Regions from separate parts of the Homo sapiens genome. Here region 1 is linked to region 2. A link is a contact called in ENCODE Hi-C or POLR2A ChIA-PET data. All regions are on one chromosome and are shown on one strand. The core of a region is the stretch at or near the end of the contact, and the rest is flanking DNA. Distances in the headings are between cores, read along the strand shown.

Region 1 (4,122 bases), core at 1,026-3,525, 180 kb before region 2:
CAGCTAAGGTGGCTGTTTATATAATCTTGCAGGGCTGGGGCTGACACCACGGTGATGGCAGGATTATGAAAAATGCATGCCCAGAGCCTCTGCAGCCAAGAAAAACCCCCACACGCATTCTGCATGACTCGGTTTTAAGACCTCTCACACGTCCATTTTGTGAACAAATGGAGCTCTCAGAGCAGCAGAGGCGACTAACCACACTTCCAGGCCTTGCCCAGCTGTCCCCAGAGCTCTACCAGGCACCACCTCTGGGTCACAGGCCCTGGGTCAGAAGAAGTCTCTGCAGGTATCCCTGCTGGGGCAGCCACGGCTTGCTGGACACAGGAAAGTACTAATTTATGGGCAGCCCAGAGCCCCCAAAACACTCTGACTGCACACACCGGGCCTTGAAGCCTCCACACTGTTTTGCAAAGACACAACAGTCCAGACTCCCTGGGTCATTAAAGTAGGTCATCGGGACTGGAGAAGCAGCAGCCTAAGAGACACAGCCTCCGAGGCCCACTCTCCAGGACCCTCTCTACGCCCACAGCGTGCACACTTACACCAAACGCACAACAGAGGCCTGCCCTCGCCACCAGCTGACTCACAAACCGCAACCTGCGCACGGACACAGCCAGGCCCCACATGCCGTCCGCACACCTGGTATGCATCCTGCCAGCCATCCACACAGAGGGTGACACACATGGAGCCCCGCCGCCCCCAGGGCTTCTTAAGGCCAGGCGCAGGAGCAAGGACAGGCCCAAGGACGCACTCGCGGACAGACCCTGCGGAAAGCCCCCTGCGGGCTGGGGCACCCTCACCTGCAGCTCACACCAGGCCACCTCCACCCAGGTCTCCGTGTCCAGCCCCTTGTAGACCGTCTTGAAGGAACCGCGGCCCAGCTCGATGTCGAACTTGAGGAAGCGGCCGTCCAGAGAGGTGGCCACGGCCTTGAGGTCGTCCTCGTCGTCCTCCTCCTCTTCGGGCTCGTCCCGGCGAGTGCGCCCGGGCTCAGGCTTCGCCTCGGCCGCCCCCTCATCCTCCTTCCTCACGGTCGCCGCCGCCTCCTCCCTGGGGCCGCCGTCGGGGGCAGGCGCGGTTTCGACAGCGGCTGCGATGGGGTCCGGGCCGGGCTCCTGCGTGCCCACGGGCTCGGGGCCGGCGTCCGCGGGGGCTCCGGGGGCTCCCGGCTGCGCTACCAGCGCTGCGGGCGCGGGGGCGGCGGGGCGTCCGCGGGCGCGCTCCGCGATGAGGCGGCGCGTCTTGCAGAGCAGAAGCACCCGGCGCTGCAGGGGCTGCGGGGGCTGCGGGCCCGGCGCCTCGGCTGCCTCCAAGCCCGGCGGCTCCTCCTGGTCCGACTCTACCACGCTGCGCCGCAGAAAGCGCTGGGGCCCCGGCCGCGCCGCCTTCGCCCGAGGCTCCGCCATGCCCGCGGGCCCCGCGCCGCGCCCGGGCTCCATCAGCGTGCCGGGGACGTCTCGGCGGCCGCCATCGCCGTCCATCTCTGTGGGCCAAGGACACACAGGCCCGCGTGAGCGCCGGCCCTGCCGCACCTGCCCAGGCCGCCGGATGAGACAACGCCGCCCTAAGCCCGCAACCTGCCCAGCCCCGGCCGCGGAGAGAGCCTGCGGGGGCCGTCTCTGGGGGCCCTGGGAAAGGGGGGCTGCAGACGGGACCAGAGGCTTGGGTTGGGGAGGAGGGGTCCGTGCCCTGCTCAGCCCCAGGCTGCGGAGAGGGACGGGCCTGTGGTGTCCCTGGAACCCTGGGAGAGAGGACCTGCTAGGGTGTCCCTGAGGGCCCCGGAGGCCGGCAGAGGGATCTCGCGCCCTGCCCAGCCCTGGCCCAGGAGGGTTCTGCTAGGCTGTCCCGGAGGCAGCTGTAAAGGGGATAGGGAAGCCCGGGGGTGGGAGGAAGGCAGTGGCCCGGCGGCGGCTCCACAAAGGACGCGGGCCCGGGGCGCGGGAGGGGCGCGCGGGGAGGGGGCTGCAGCGCCGCGGCGCGCACACAAAGGCGGCGAGCGGCGTTGAGGGGAGGCTCGGCACTCACAGGGCGAGCGGACGCCGTCCATGCCCGCGGCCCGGCGGCCAGGGCGTGCGAGGCGGGAGAGATCACGCTTCGAGGACGGGGTCCGAGTTCCGGGCGAGGTCCGCGCTGGGGTGGGGGCCGTGGCGCCGCTCCAGCTCCTGCGCGCTGCTCTCTCGGGCCGGGCCACTGCGGGGCCGCGCTCCCGCGTGCTCCTGCCGGCTTCGCGCGGCTCCGCTCCCGCACCGGCTCCGACCCGGCGCGCGGGGAGGGCGGGGCTCCGTTCGCCCCGCCCCGGACCGGCGCAGGGGGCTGGGCCTGGCACGCCCACCTGGCTGCGGACGGGCTGGCTGACTGGCAGGCGCGCGCGGCCACCTGCGGGCCGGCTACCTGGGCTCCCACCCGCGGTTCTTTGCTCGAGGTAGCGCTCCTGTCCTCTGAAGTTCTTTGGAACGCCCCGCAGGGCTGTCAGCTGCGGAGGACCCCGTTTCTTCCTGAGAGGAGGCAGCAGGCTCAACGCCTCAGCACGCCGCAGCCCGGCGCGCTAGACCTCAAGGCCCTGTGCCAGGACAGAATGGGCAGGCTAGGAAGAAAAGGACCAGGGGTACCGCCGCCCTCGGGAGCCCAGCCTGGGGCTAAGCCTGGTGGGGCTCAGCGTGTCCTTTCCTGCCCTCACTTCACCACCAGGAACCATGAGGACCTCATCATCACCCAGGGAGGCACTGGTGATCATTATGCCCATTTCACAGTCTAGAGCAAACTGAGGCGCCAAAGGCAGAAGTTATATGCTCTAAATCCCAGAACTTTCAAGACCGAAGCTGAGCTGGAATGCCTTGGATGGGATATGGAGAGGCTTCCAGAAGCCCCTTGACCCAAAGTGTTCTTCCTTCCCACCTCTGCCAGATGCCACCTCTCCCGAGAAGTCTTCCATGATCTCTAGCTCCTTCCTCCTCTAGACCCCCACGGACAAGCCCTCTCTTGGGCGTCTCTGGCCCTAATGCAGCAGGTGACCTGTGTCAGTAACCATACTGCTAAGTTCTGAGCCCTGCTCCAGGCAATGCCCTGAGCTAACACTTCACCCTTACCCCAGCCTCCATGATCCTAGGTGAGGAAACTGAGGCACAAGGGAGATACCAGAGTATTCTCATCTCAGTCCCCATCCCACTGGGCTGGCACCCCCATCAGATACACACACACTTCCAGAGATGAAAAGATGCTTGTGGGCCTGTAGGCCTTGGAGCCCCTGGCACAAAATAACTCATGTGGCATAAAAGCCAGCAGAGGCGATATCTCACCTTCACAATGTAGAGGGAAGAATATGCCAGGCCAACTGTTACCCAGAGAAGCAGGACTTCCTGGAGCCCCGCTGGGCACTGGCACTGGCTGAAACTAATTTGTGAGGGGCAACAGTGAACATCCCTTCCCAGCTCTGGGTTCAGCAATGCCACCCTGTAGCCTGAAGTCAGCAATGCTGGGAGTATTTACACTGCGGAAATTGGCAAACACCTCAAATCAGGACTTTTCTCCCCAGAGAGCCAGTGGTTAAATAGTGTGCTAGGTGTAGGGCTATGCATTTGGCACTTGCCTGTTATTTATATAATCTAATCTACCGTGTGAGACAGGCATTCATTCCGGGGCTCAAGTCCGCTGGCATGAGCCCAGAGCTCACACGAGGAGGAGGCCAAACAGCAGACGCCAGCTCTGCAGGACAGAGAGGCCTGAGGGACAGGGATCTAAGTTGCATCTCCTGGGGCAGGAGTCTTCCAGGTAGAGGTCAGGGGTGGAAAAGGATCTTTTCTGTCTTCCCTTTGGAGGCTAAAGACCCCCCAACCTTGCCCCTAACCAGCTGAGTGAACTTGGGCAAGTCCTGGTCCTTCCTGAGCCTCAGTATCTGGCCCTGCAGAGTGGGCTGATCATCCTGACTTGCCCACCTTAAAAGGCTGCCAATTCCTTGTAGATTCAGTCAATCTAGGAAGGGCACCAAGTCCACAGACCTGTTCATGATGGGTGTGTTCAAGCCTATCCAAGGGAAAACCAGGATGGGACAGAGCTAAGCGTGTTCTGAGACCAGCACACACCTATCTGGCCTCCTCCTGCTCCCAACAGGCCACACTGGCA
Region 2 (4,172 bases), core at 494-2,993:
AGCTCTTTGTAGTACTGATAATGAAAAAAGCTGCTTTGGACAGAGATTTGCAAATAATTTTCAAGAAACAGAAAAATATACTAATCGTCTTTGACCTTAGGACTGTTTCAAAAAGAAAGAAAAAAGCCACAGGCACAAAGCCATCACTAAGGCATGACTGTGAACTGCACTTATACATTTAATTTAAAGGTCCAGGCTGGGTGTGGTGGCTCATGCCTGTAATCCAGCACTTGGGAGGCTGAGATGGGCAGATCACAAGGTCAGGAGATCGAGACCATCCTGGCCAACACGGTGAAACCCCGTCTCTACTTAAAAAAAAATACAAATAATTAGCCGGGTGTGGTGGCGGGCGCCTGCAGTCCCAGCTACTTGGGAGGCTGAGGCAGGGGAATGGTGTGAACCCAGGAGGCAGAGCTTGCAGTGAGCTGAGATCACGCCACTGCACTCCAGCCTGGGCAACAGAGTGAGACTCTGTTTAAAAAAAAAAAATGTCCAAAGGGCAGGGTGGCTAAGTCATTGGACCCCTGTGCTGTTATAAAAGTTGCAGAGGAGGTCACACATGCACTCATGAGTTAGCAGTCTCCAGGGCCTTGCAGGAGAAAACCTGTCTCTACCAAGCATGGATTTTTGTCAGCCAGAAGGCTGCATCCAGTCCTGACTGCCTCGGGGACACAATGTAAACCTGTTCGGCAGCTGGACCATGTCCTTGTACAGATTTATAAATTGACATAGCCCCTCCCTGAGCAACAGGTGAAGGGACTCCCCCTGGCCTCCCATTCCAGTCAAGCCTCTGTGGTCTCCTGGGTTGCAGCTTGGAGAACGGGCTGGTGGGACACAGAAGGGCCAGGCTCCTGATGCAGAGGGAAGCCGGGCCTGCGAAGGGCACAGGCAGTAGAGACCCTAAGTCAAACAGCAGCGGCACCCAGAATGAGGGGAAACGCAACACGCAACGTGGGGAACTGATGAGTCTGGGGGCCAGCCTGGGATGTTTCATGAATTGTGACTTGCACTGAGCTGTCCCTCTGCTAATGAACAGAAGCAGCAGTGGGACAGAGGGACAGGCCACAGGGACAGCAGGAGGAGGATCTGAGGTCCACTGTTGAGAGGGAAAAACAGCATTTTTAAAACAAAGGTGGAGTATAAGCTAGGAGGGAAAAGAAAACCAACTAGCACTATCCACTGTGTGGTGTTTCCAGATGTCAAACCTCATTTTAGTTTCAGAGCCCCAAGTGGGGCGTTAAAAGCCCTTCATTCCGCATCATCTGCTTTCTCAGGAACTAAGCCTTGGAGACCGTAAGTGGCTGGTCAAGGTCACCAACCAGGAAGGGGTGGAGTCTGGATCGGACCCAGGACCGTGCAGAGAAGGGAGGCGCCCAGCCACCATGAGACAGTCCCCCAGCACTTGCCTCGCTCTCAGGCACATGAACCCTGGTCTAGAGAACACTTGAGGGGCCCCATGGGCATGCGCAGATGGTACTCACCACTCCTCCGTGATCCGCGTCTTCAGCTCCGGCAGCAGGAACTGCCCGTGGAAGCGGTGGATGGAGGAGATGTTAGAGAATATGCCCATGATGACTTCTGGAGGGATCCCCGCATCCGTCAGCCTGGTGCAGAAAACCTGAGCATAGAGAAGCCCACGTGTGGCCAGTGAGCCTCTTCCACTGAGCACAGTTGCCGCCCCGCTTCGGCCACAGGTGAGGGCGCTCGGGAGGGGCCGCTGCTGCCACCTTGTGTTTTCTTAATGAATTTCAGAATTATTGTCCTCCCTTTTCATCCAACTGGTTCAGACAACCTCATGGTCTTAATGCAAGCTCACTTATGACTTACGAATGTGGGTGAGGCAGGGACAGTCGCCTGAGGACAGGGAATGACATCTTTCCTCAGCCACCTCTCATGCGAAATGGAAGGTTCAGACTTCCTTTTCTTTCTCGTGAGATAAAAACAGCAGCAGCACTGTCTGTCAAAACCCCAGCTTCCATGGGTGCTTTATTTCCTGTGCTCATAAACCCCACGTTGTCATGTGGATAGAGATGAGTGGCAAACCCTGTCCCAAGTACTTATGCAGAAAAACATCCAGAAGCCATTTACATGCTCAGATCATGCAGCTGCCAAGAAGAAATGTCCCACAGGTGACTTGGCAAAGCCTTCTCCTCAGAGCTACAAGCACTGAAAACAAAAAATAAGTTTCTAGGACGGGCGTGGTGGCTCACGCCTGTAATCCCAGGACTTTGGGAGGCCGAGGCTGGTGGATCACCTGAGGTCAGGAGTTCAAGACCAGCCTGACAAATATGGTGAAACCCCGTCTCTACTATAAATACAAAAATTAGCTGGGCGTGGTGGCATGTGCCTGTAGTCCCAGCTACTCGGGAGGCTGAGACAGGAGAATTGCTTGAACTGGAGAGGCGGAGGTTGCAGTGAGCCAAGATCGCGCCACTGCACTCCAGCTTGGGTGACAGAGTGAGACTTTGTCTCAAAAAAAAAAAAAAGTTTGTAGACCAGACTTAAATTTGTCTGAGTTTTAGTATTTAAGTCATTCACACTGCACCTATAATGCCCAGCCAATGCTAAGAGATACTGAAACTGCCCCCAAGCCATGTGGGCTACCTGGTCCAGCAGGTGCAGCCGCTTCACATAGGTCTCCTCGGTGTGCAGGAGCTCCTGGGCAATGTGGAGAAGCTTCTGGGGGCCAGAGTGCTGCGGAGAGAAGAGATGCAGCTCACCTGGGGAAGATGAGCCTTGGGGAATCGGCACCTAACGGGCTGCCACTGTGTGCAGGAGAACCAGGGGCCACAGGGGTGGCAGGAGGCCACTGGGGCAAGAGAAGGGGCAGGAGGGGCCACTGTGATGGCGATGTGGTGCTCAGTTCTCATAGATGGGCCTTTGACTACAGAGCAGTTGCAGCGACCACGTCAAAATATATTGCACAGTGATGTCAGCAAGATGATGGACTAAACAGCTCTCGGCCCTCCTTCTGCTCAGAGACATAAGGTTAACAACAATATATGGGCCAGAGCACCTGTGTGAGAATTCCAGAGACCAGCCGAGAAGCTACAGCACCCAAGCCATTATAAAGCCAAGAAAAGATTTCAGTAAAAGGTGTAGGGAAATTGGTGATGTTTGGCAAGCTTGTCTTAGTCCATTTTACCTGCTCTACATGCGTACCACCATGTCCAGCTAGTTTTTTTCTATTTTCGTTTTGTAGAGATGAGGTTTTGCCATGTTGCCCAGGCTGGTCTTGAACTCCTGGACTCAACCTATCTGCCCGCCTCAGCCTCCCAAAATGCTGGGATTACAGGTGTGAGCCACCGTGCCTGGCCTCCTCCTGTTTTTGACATTGGGCAGGCTAACAAACCTCTGTAAGTTTCAGTGACCCCAAATGCAAAGCAGCAGCGTCACCACCTAGTACCTACATCACAGGGATGTTATGAGGATGGAGTGGAACAACACATATGAAACACTTCATGCAGGACAGGGCACAGAGTATGAGCTAATTAAAGCTGGAAATCATCACTATGGAAGTTTTCACTGAAAATGCCTGAGACTGGGTAATTTCTAAACAAAAGAAGTTTATTTCTCACACTTCTGAGGGTTGATCTCTGCTTCCAAGATGGTGGCCTGAACACTATCCCCTCACATAGTGGAAGCAGTAGAAGAGAAAAAGGGAGATGAAGGCTGTGTCTTCACATGGTGGAAGAGCAGAGAGCAAACCCATGAACTTTCTCTTTTATAAAGGCCCTAATGCTATTCATGATGGCTCTGACTTCATTACTTAATCACCTCCTGAAGGCCCTATTGTGGCAGGCCAATTCTCCCTGACAATCACATAGACAGGCCTGCATGACAGTCACACAGACAGATTTCCACAGCATGGCCTTAACATGGAGCAAGTAGTTAAACCTAGGGAAATCAGTGCCCAGACATCAAAGCTAGAAATAAAACACAGTCAGTAGGAGCCTTGCATAATCTTCTCCCTAACCTGGAGCAAGTCAAAATAATGGAAGCAGTCTTATATTCCTAGTGCCAGGACCCATCTTGGGTCAACGGAATCTGAGACAAGTCAAGGTAACAGAGGCAGCTATTTGAATAGATTCATTGGAGAGTCTAAGGCAGCTCTCCAGACCAAGCTGTAAAGAAGATAAGATAGAAATAATCACTCCAGTACCACAGTAGAC

Evidence for each region. A loop is a pair of places that touch in the nucleus more often than their neighbours do. ChIA-PET counts read pairs that join two places held with the same protein, here RNA polymerase II (POLR2A). Pooled maps may share reads with other maps.
Region 1: a pooled map shows a loop between it and region 2 (6-fold over the local background). The contact joins the promoter of WNK2 here to the enhancer-like site in region 2. A Hi-C loop is called at or near these places in 1 of 168 maps with a recorded cell type or tissue (DLD1) and 4 of 50 pooled maps. POLR2A ChIA-PET finds 5 or more read pairs at or near these places in 1 of 52 experiments (activated CD4-positive, alpha-beta T cell).

Annotation. Positions count from the first base shown.
Region 1 is chr9:93,182,292-93,186,413 of GRCh38, reverse strand. WNK2 (WNK lysine deficient protein kinase 2) reads right to left here and starts at 2,275. Exons shown (of 30, transcript NM_006648.4): 1 at 2,029-2,275; 2 at 804-1,486. The coding sequence starts at 1,484. RefSeq lists an enhancer at 1-237.
Region 2 is chr9:93,001,447-93,005,618 of GRCh38, reverse strand. It overlaps FGD3 (FYVE, RhoGEF and PH domain containing 3), which reads right to left. Exons shown (of 18, transcript NM_001083536.2): 4 at 2,605-2,694; 5 at 1,482-1,618. Among named protein-coding and RNA genes, the nearest start is that of SUSD3, 55 kb to the left of the region's middle. RefSeq lists a silencer at 1,558-1,852. Within about 2 kb of position 1,743, at least 10 of the 41 ENCODE cell types and tissues checked have a DNase peak (open chromatin) inside an H3K27ac peak, as active enhancers do.